Linked DNA regions of Mus musculus: all the other regions are linked to region 1. Evidence: chromatin loops called from intact Hi-C (ENCODE). Cell type or tissue: gastrocnemius. All regions are shown on one strand.

Region 1 (2,500 bases):
AAGAAGGCCCGTGAAGAGGGGACCACTGAGCTTTCTCCATAGCACAGACCTTTCTAGACTCACACGGGCCCTTGGTTAGGAGAGAGAGCAGATGGTCTGGCAGTATAGGCACATGTGGGGCTGTATCCATTTCCCATGACAAGCTCAAGAACCTTGGGTGGAAAACAGAACAGCGTTTCACCACACAGAGGTGAGAGATCTGAGCAGAGTCACACTAATGCTGAGCTGTGGGCAGGGCTGCTTGACTTCTGGAGGCTCAGAAGAATCAGTCCCCTTCTCTTTTCTGGATTCCAGTGGCTGCTGGCAGTTCTTAGCTGCTGCTCCCTTCTGCCATCCTCAAAGCGGTCAGGCTACCACCTCTATGCTTTTTCCTCTGCCTCCGCCTTCCACAAGCAAAGACTCTGATGATGCGGGGCCCTCCTGGAGAACCAGGATGCTGTCCTCACCTTGATGTCACGTGGCCAGCAGCCATCCACAGCCTTAGTTTGCCGTTGCTGACTAACGTCAGTGCAGCAGGCCTGGGGTTAGTATGTGAGCAGGTTTAGAGGAAGGCATCGTTACTGGCAGCACCTTCTTGCAGTACTTTGAAATTCTGTTTGGTCTCACTACAGTTTTTAATGATTGCCTTCTATCCTCAGTCTGTCTGTCTGTACCACCCAGGACTTGCTGTTTTCACTTGTTTGAGGCATTTTCCTGTATTAACCCTTTTCTTTAAGAAAAAAAAAATCTGGGCTTTGTGTGAGCAGGGATGCAGGAAAACCCATAACTACAGCCATTGACCCCCCTCACCCCTCACCCCCCAGGGTCCACACAGGGACTTTGGCTTCATAGAGAACAGCCACACTAGGCAAGGGGCAGCTGGGAGTTTGGTCCCCAGACCAAGGCTAGGCTGACCTGTCGTCTTCTGCTGGAGGTTTTTGCAGAGCTAAAACAGCTCCTTCAGACTCTCAGGCCCCTTGCCCAGTGTTTGTCCAGGCCAGTGGTTGCTGCTTCAGGAGACCTTGCTCCTCTGACTCTGGTAGAGCTTTCAGGTTCCATAGAATGGACACTAGGTGGCAGTATAACTTTGCCCATCTTTGGGACTTCTAGTTGTCCACTTATGTACATTTAGCAGTACTCATTAAGTTCTCTCTCTCCCCACTCTCTCTTCTCTCTCTCACCATTCTTCTCTCAATTCCAAGCCCCCCAGTCCCTTCCTGGAGTCCCCAGATCAGGAACAGAGGCTTCAGACCCACAGATGCCTGTCTGCATGCTGGGACAGAGGGACTTCTGCCAGCTGAGGTTTGGCCCTCGCTTAGGAGAGGATGTGGCATCTGCAGCTTATTGACTCTTCCCCTCTCCCGAGCATCCTGAGTCTAACAACATGCACACCACAAGGGATGTGCACACCACGTGGGTAGAATTTTCATCTTAATTTGTCTGCATTGTTTGGTCTTTATGTAAGACGCTGGAGACTCAAACTTGCCTGTTCTTTGAGACCGACACAACACCCAGATGGCTCCCTGCCTTCTGGCCCACCCACAGGACCAGGTGGCCTCTTGAAGCTCAGCCTTGCTCCATATTCTGACCTGAGAGCTGTCTTCTGAGGGCCCCACCTCCCCTGGTCTTAGCCAGGCCACACGTGACCTTGTGCATGTACTCCTATCCTAGCCCACCACTGTCCCTTTTTTCCTTTCAAGGCTGACATTGGTGATCAAATGCCATGCGGCTATGCTGCACATCACAGGCCCCACTCTGTCTACAGGACAGCGATGTCATTACTGCAGTCCTCAGGTACAGCACCAGGGCTCCTGAGTCACTGATACTGGGCATCCTGCAGGGGAAAGAGCATCCCACGATACAGATTTCTCTTGAGACCAAGAAAGTGTGTCCATGAGTCTCCTCTTCTTGACCAGCTGTGGGCATTAGCAGGGTCCTGAGATCCTTGTCAGCTCTGTTGTGGTCTCAAGTCCTGGTGTGCAGAGCAGGGGGATAGCCCTTGTAGATGAAGTAGCTGCTGCCTGATGGAAGGAGGCCGCTGAGCTCAGAGATAACCTGGAGATGCTCATGGGAGTGAGTGCAAGGGCAATTGTCTAGAGCCTCAGTGCCTTTTCTGATTCTGAGAATCCAGTCTTCTGGGCTCCAAGATAGCTTCCCACAGGTCTCAGGGTACCAGAACTTCAGCAGAGGCCACATAGAGATGGGACTAAGCCTGCTTTCACATTCTGGGGATCAGGGTAAGGGCGAGGCAAGGTAGGCATTCAGGCTGCAGACCTTATGGAGGCTGTCACCATCAAGGCTGTTGGACTACAACAGGGTAGCACCGAGAGGGACTAGCCCTTGATATTTACACTCAGCGTTTCTTGTGTTTCTTACCATCAGTGGCCTGGCTGGAGGAATCCACACATTTCTCTTTGGTTCTTTCTATGTTATGGCAGCTTTTCATACAGATGGAGTAATAATTTGATACTTCATCTTTACTTTGGACTCCTTGGGGACTGGAATGGGCCTTGTTTCCTAT
Region 2 (2,500 bases), 150 kb after region 1:
CCACACAGTTGGGGAATAAATAGAGCCTGGGCAACTGGGCTCAGAGGTGGTACCGTAGCCCATAGAGGCAGGTGAGGGAGGAGTGAGCCAGATGGTTGCATGCATGATGAACACATCCTATATCCACTGATCAACGCTGTCCGTGGTTATCACTTTAAAGGAGAACTTCAGCTAGGGAAGGGTGCACTATGACAGAGGAAATAGAAAAGTGTGTATGTGTGTGTGTGTGTGTGTGAGAGAGAGAGAGAGAGAAAGAGAGAGAGAGAGAGGGAGAGAGAGGGAGAGAGAGAGAGAGAGAGAGAGAGAGAGAGAGAGAGAGAGAGAGAGAGAGAGAGAGAGAGAGAGAGCGCAAGCCATGTGAGGTCCTGGAGTTCTTCCTTTTTTCACATACAGAATACTTAGGCTGAGATGGTTTGCATGGCTGACAGAGGACACAATGAACCTAACCTGTGTGTCTGTGCTCTGACCATCACAATTATACTGTCCAATTCCTCCTATGGCATCCCAAGGAGTGGAGTGGTCCAGCCCAAGGTGGAGGGGACCTGAGGGTTTGGTGTCTCAGTGGAGTGAAAGAGATCCAATGGGGCTGAAGTCGGGGGTGGGAGGGGGCTGTCCAAGCTCTGAAGCATCAGGTCCCCACTCTTAGGTCCTGTGCAAGGTCTCTGTGGCCATCTCACATTTGGCCACCATGACCAACTTCAGCTGGCTGTTGGCAGAAGCTGTCTACCTGAGCTGCCTGTTGGCCTCCACATCCCCCAGGTCCAAACCAGCTTTTTGGTGGCTGGTCCTGGCTGGCTGGGGTGAGCATCAAGGGCTCATTGATCACCATAGGAGAGGTGGAGGTTGGGAAGGACCTGGGAGCTCATAAAGAAGCCTTTCTCATTGTGAGGCTCAGGGAGGGGGAAGGGGCAGGCCACAGTCCTGTGCTGAACATTGGGAAGTAGACCAGATCCCCTCAAACCATCACCTGGCCCCACCATTATAGTCTGCACGTGGCTAACAGATTGCTGGGAGGTAGAGGCTACACTCAAGGCAAAGGGTGCAGGGCTCTCACTCACCTCTGTGTTATTTCACCCACAGGGCTCCCCGTGCTATGCACTGGTACGTGGGTGGGCTGCAAACTGGCTTTTGAGGACACTGAGTGAGTAGAGCAAGTTCCTCACCCCCATGCTGTCAGCAAGGTGTGTCATAGACCATCTAAGGAGAGGAGGGGGAGGGGGAGGGGGATCCCTAGGTTAAAGAGATCAGCTCTGAGTAGGTTTTCTAAGGACAAGAAATGTCTGGACAAGGATGAGAAAGGCTAACCAGCCTTCACTGGGTCTCTCCTATGGAGAGGCTGGTATAGAAGATCAGGCAAGATGAAGACAGACTGGGGCTGAAGACTTGAGCACTAGACAGAGAGGGGCCCCAGGAGCCATAGCAGGTGTGTTGAGGAGGTGCATTATCAGGGTAGAAAAGGGGGCACCTTCAAGACTAGGCTCTTTTCTTTCCAGGTGCTGGGACTTAGACAACAGCTCCCCCTGCTGGTGGATCATCAAAGGACCCATAGTCCTCTCTGTTGGGGTCAGTCTCTGAGGCCAGTGTTCTTTGCTTTATTAACCTAGCCTCCAGGTTTCTTAATATGGTCCTGGAGGGGTGGCTACATGATTACCCCACGGGAAACCAGTGTCTACTTTCTCTGACACTAGTTGATTACATTTGCACCTAGACCTGTTTTCTAGTTTCCATGTGTCTGGCTTGCAGAACATGTCTTGCTGGGGTGCTAAGTGGTAGTGAATGGCACCTACAGGTGGGCACTCAGCTGCTCCTATTCCCGATGTGGCATGGCTCCTGTGGGTGTGTAATCTCTCCCCAGCAGAGAAACTGCACAGTGACAGACAGCTGCTTTGTACCTGAGAGATCCCGAGAGGTGGCTGGAGGCAGGTGGCCAGACCTGGCTCTCTCATCTGTTTTTGCCAGGGCTGGAGGGGGAGGGGGTCCTCAGTCTTTCTCTCCCTGCACCTCACAGGTTTGGGATTCATAGTCATCAAAGGGGATGGGGCCAATCCTAGGCCAGCCACCTAGTGCTGTCTTTGAACTTTCCACCCACTTTCCTGTGCCTCATTTCCAGGTGAACTTTGGGCTGTTTCTCAATATAATTTGTATCCTGCTGAGGAAGCTGGAGCCTGCACAAGGCGGCCTACACACACGGGCTCAGTACTGGTACCATTCATGTGTGTGTGCATGCACATGTGGATGTGTCGTGTGTGTGTGTGTGTGTGTGTGTGTGTGTATGTGTGTGTGTGTGTGTGTGTGTGTGTGTGTGTGTGTGGTATGTATCTGGAGAACCATCATGGAAAGCACTTGGAGGGAATGTCATTTGTTTTTGTCTCGTTTGGCAGCTATCCCTTACCCTGGTCCTGTCCTCTTCCCCATGTCCCTAGAGAGAGAACAGATCTGGGCCCTGCCTCCCATGAGATTACAGTACAGGGAAGTGGCACACAAAGCTGCCAGTTACCAT
Region 3 (2,500 bases), 270 kb after region 1:
CTCACATTGAGTCTGAAGTAGAGAGTCTAGAACTGGTACCGTGGCTTCACTGTCTCCCAAGGGGCTACTCCTTAGCATGTGAGTCCAGGTCCCAAGGTCAAAACGGCAGCTGGAACTCTGGATGGCACTTTACTCAAGAGTGAAGGGACAGAAAGCAAGTATCTTCCCACTTACTTCCCATTGGCCATTGTCTAATCATGTGACCACACCTCACTTCAAGGCAGTTGTCTTAGTCGGTATTCTATTACTGGGAAGATACTCAATAACCACAGCAATTTTTACAAGAGAAAGCATTTAATTGGTGCTGGTTTACAGTTTCAGAGGCTTAGTACATTATCGTCATGGTGGGAAGCATGGCAGCACGCAGGCAGACATGGTGTTGGAGAAGTAGCTGAGAGTTCTACATATAGATCAGCAGGAAGAGAGAGCTACTGGGCCTAGCTCAGGGTTAAGAAACCCCAAAGCTCACCCCCGGTAACACACTTCCTCCAACAAGGCCACACCTCCCAATCCTTCCCAAGTAGTGCCACTCTCTGGTGCCTAAGCATTCAAATGTATGAGCCTATAGGGGGTGGGGTAATTTTTTCTTACTCAAACCATCACAACTGGCAAACTAACATACCTTCTATTATGCTGGAAGGAAAAGTGTACACTGACTATAAAATGGTAGTTTATGTCATACTTTCAAACCCCCGAGTCTCTGGCAAGTCTGATGGTTCTCTCCTGGCTCTTCCCACATTTGTGGGAGGGTAGAGACTGTCTTTCTGTAAATCCCCACTTTATTTGAAACAAACAAGGGGCATGAATTGTCCAATGTGGGTCACAGAATGACCTTGAAGTCCCTCAAGGCTGATTGCTCCTACCCTCTGCAGCCTTGCTTACACCAAGGGATGGACATGTGCTTCAGCATTCTGGGTTTCCTTCAGTCTTTGAGATCCGTCATACGTCTGTATCTGTGAGTGTGCTTTGTGCTGTAGGATCTTCTTTGCTCATTACATTTTAACTTTTAACTTTAACTTTTTAATCAATGATCTCATTAATTAATTAGCTTTTCAATTAGGGTGATCTTAAGAGATAGTTCTTTTGGTGATGAGAACAAACATCATAATTGACATGAATTCATAATTGTCACCTCAAGCCAGACTCAAGCTAAATGCTTCTCAGCTTCTGGCTTTGTTAGGTTGCCCTCTAGTGGACATCAGGGTGTGGTTGTGCTGATGAGAGCTCAGTCCCTATTCAGTTAAGGATGCAAGATTAGGAATTTCCTGTGGGAACCTGGGTACCAGCCACTATTCCTTACACCCATTTTAGGTTAGCAGAGGACTTTTCCAGAAGACAACTTTGTCTTTTAGACATCATCATCATAAAGGTCATGTTTCTTTACCTGTGCATTTATTCCTGGGTTTCCATTAAGAGGAAGACCGGGTACAGCAGTGACCAGGCCTGTGACTTTCATCTGTCTATTCAGTAGCTACTTGTTGAGCCTTCATTCCTCTCTGGACTACTCTGAATGCCCCCGTTCTCCCCCACCCTTCATGTTCTGCTGAGTCAGCCATAAAGAAGGGAACAGAATAGGATTTTTGGTGGAAGTTGGTGCCGTGAAGAAAATGGAACAGTTAAAGAGAGAACACTCCTGGGGCAGGGTAGCAATTTTTAGAGTAGATAACCAGAAAGCCTGAGATGTAGGAATTTGAAAATTATAATGTTTTGAGCTTTACAAGTTTATTAGGATCTCCCAAATAGGCCAATTGGAAGAGCATCCCAGGTAAAGGGCCACCACAGGTGAGTGCTCTGGTGTTGGGGATGAGACTCACTCATTATGTGTAGTGCCTTCCTACAGATACCACGATAAATTGCCACAGGCCGGAGGAGGGGCTGTAAGACATCTGACATCTATTCTCTCACAATTCTTGAGTCTAGACATCAAGCTAAAGTGCTGTCGGGGCCGTGCTCTGCTTGAAGGCTCTGAGGAGAACGTTTATCTTCTATTGTTGAATCCCATATCTTGTAGGTGATTTTCTTTCAGCATTTATTGGCTTGGAGACACATCACCCTGATCTTCTTCCATCACCAGCATGGACTTCTCTACACCCGTGTCTCTGTCCTTGCTGTAATTTATTGTAAGGACACAAGTCCTACTTGATTTAGGGTTCACCACAATCCAGTATGATTTCAACTCATTTCTGCTTGAGAGACTTATTGCCAGTCTGGTTCCATCCATAGACACTCAGAGTCAAGACTTCAGTATGTTATCTTGAGAGATATAACTTACCTGTAGGAATGAAGAAGAGTTTATAGTTTCACTGGCTGACCTGATACTTGGGCTACTCATAAAGATGAGAACCCAAGCCAGGAACCTTGGAGGTAGGAATTGAAGCAGAGACCATGAAGCAACACTGTCTCCTGGCTTGCTTCTCATGGCTTGTTCAGTTTGCATTCTTTTACAACTTAGGACCACATGACTGGAATAGTACTGCTCCGGTGGGCTGGGCCCTCCAAT

Evidence for each region. Peaks named below come from ENCODE experiments on the same cell type or tissue, not always from the same donor. Only the 100,000 strongest peaks of a DNase experiment are listed, where the experiment ranks them.
Region 2: it touches region 1 in a loop (9-fold over the local background); 30 of 42 quality-filtered maps call a loop at or near these places.
Region 3: it touches region 1 in a loop (5-fold over the local background); 29 of 42 quality-filtered maps call a loop at or near these places.

What each region holds. Positions count from the first base shown.
Region 1 is chr6:55,231,895-55,234,394 of GRCm38, forward strand. All of the region lies in intron 5 of Mindy4 (MINDY lysine 48 deubiquitinase 4), which reads left to right. Among named protein-coding and RNA genes, the nearest start is that of Mindy4, 30 kb to the left of the region's middle. In gastrocnemius, a CTCF peak has its summit at 1,045 (motif pointing right); DNase peaks (open chromatin) are centred at 1,039, 1,215 and 1,533; H3K27ac peaks cover 675 bases.
Region 2 is chr6:55,382,622-55,385,121 of GRCm38, forward strand. Ghrhr (growth hormone releasing hormone receptor) reads left to right here. Exons shown (of 13, transcript NM_001003685.3): 7 at 647-800; 8 at 1,081-1,141; 9 at 1,494-1,563; 10 at 2,111-2,202. Among named protein-coding and RNA genes, the nearest start is that of Ghrhr, 7.6 kb to the left of the region's middle. In gastrocnemius, a CTCF peak has its summit at 1,545 (motif pointing left); a DNase peak (open chromatin) is centred at 1,520.
Region 3 is chr6:55,504,088-55,506,587 of GRCm38, forward strand. No RefSeq gene overlaps it. Among named protein-coding and RNA genes, the nearest start is that of Gm34441, 32 kb to the right of the region's middle. In gastrocnemius, a CTCF peak has its summit at 1,195 (motif pointing left); a DNase peak (open chromatin) is centred at 1,194.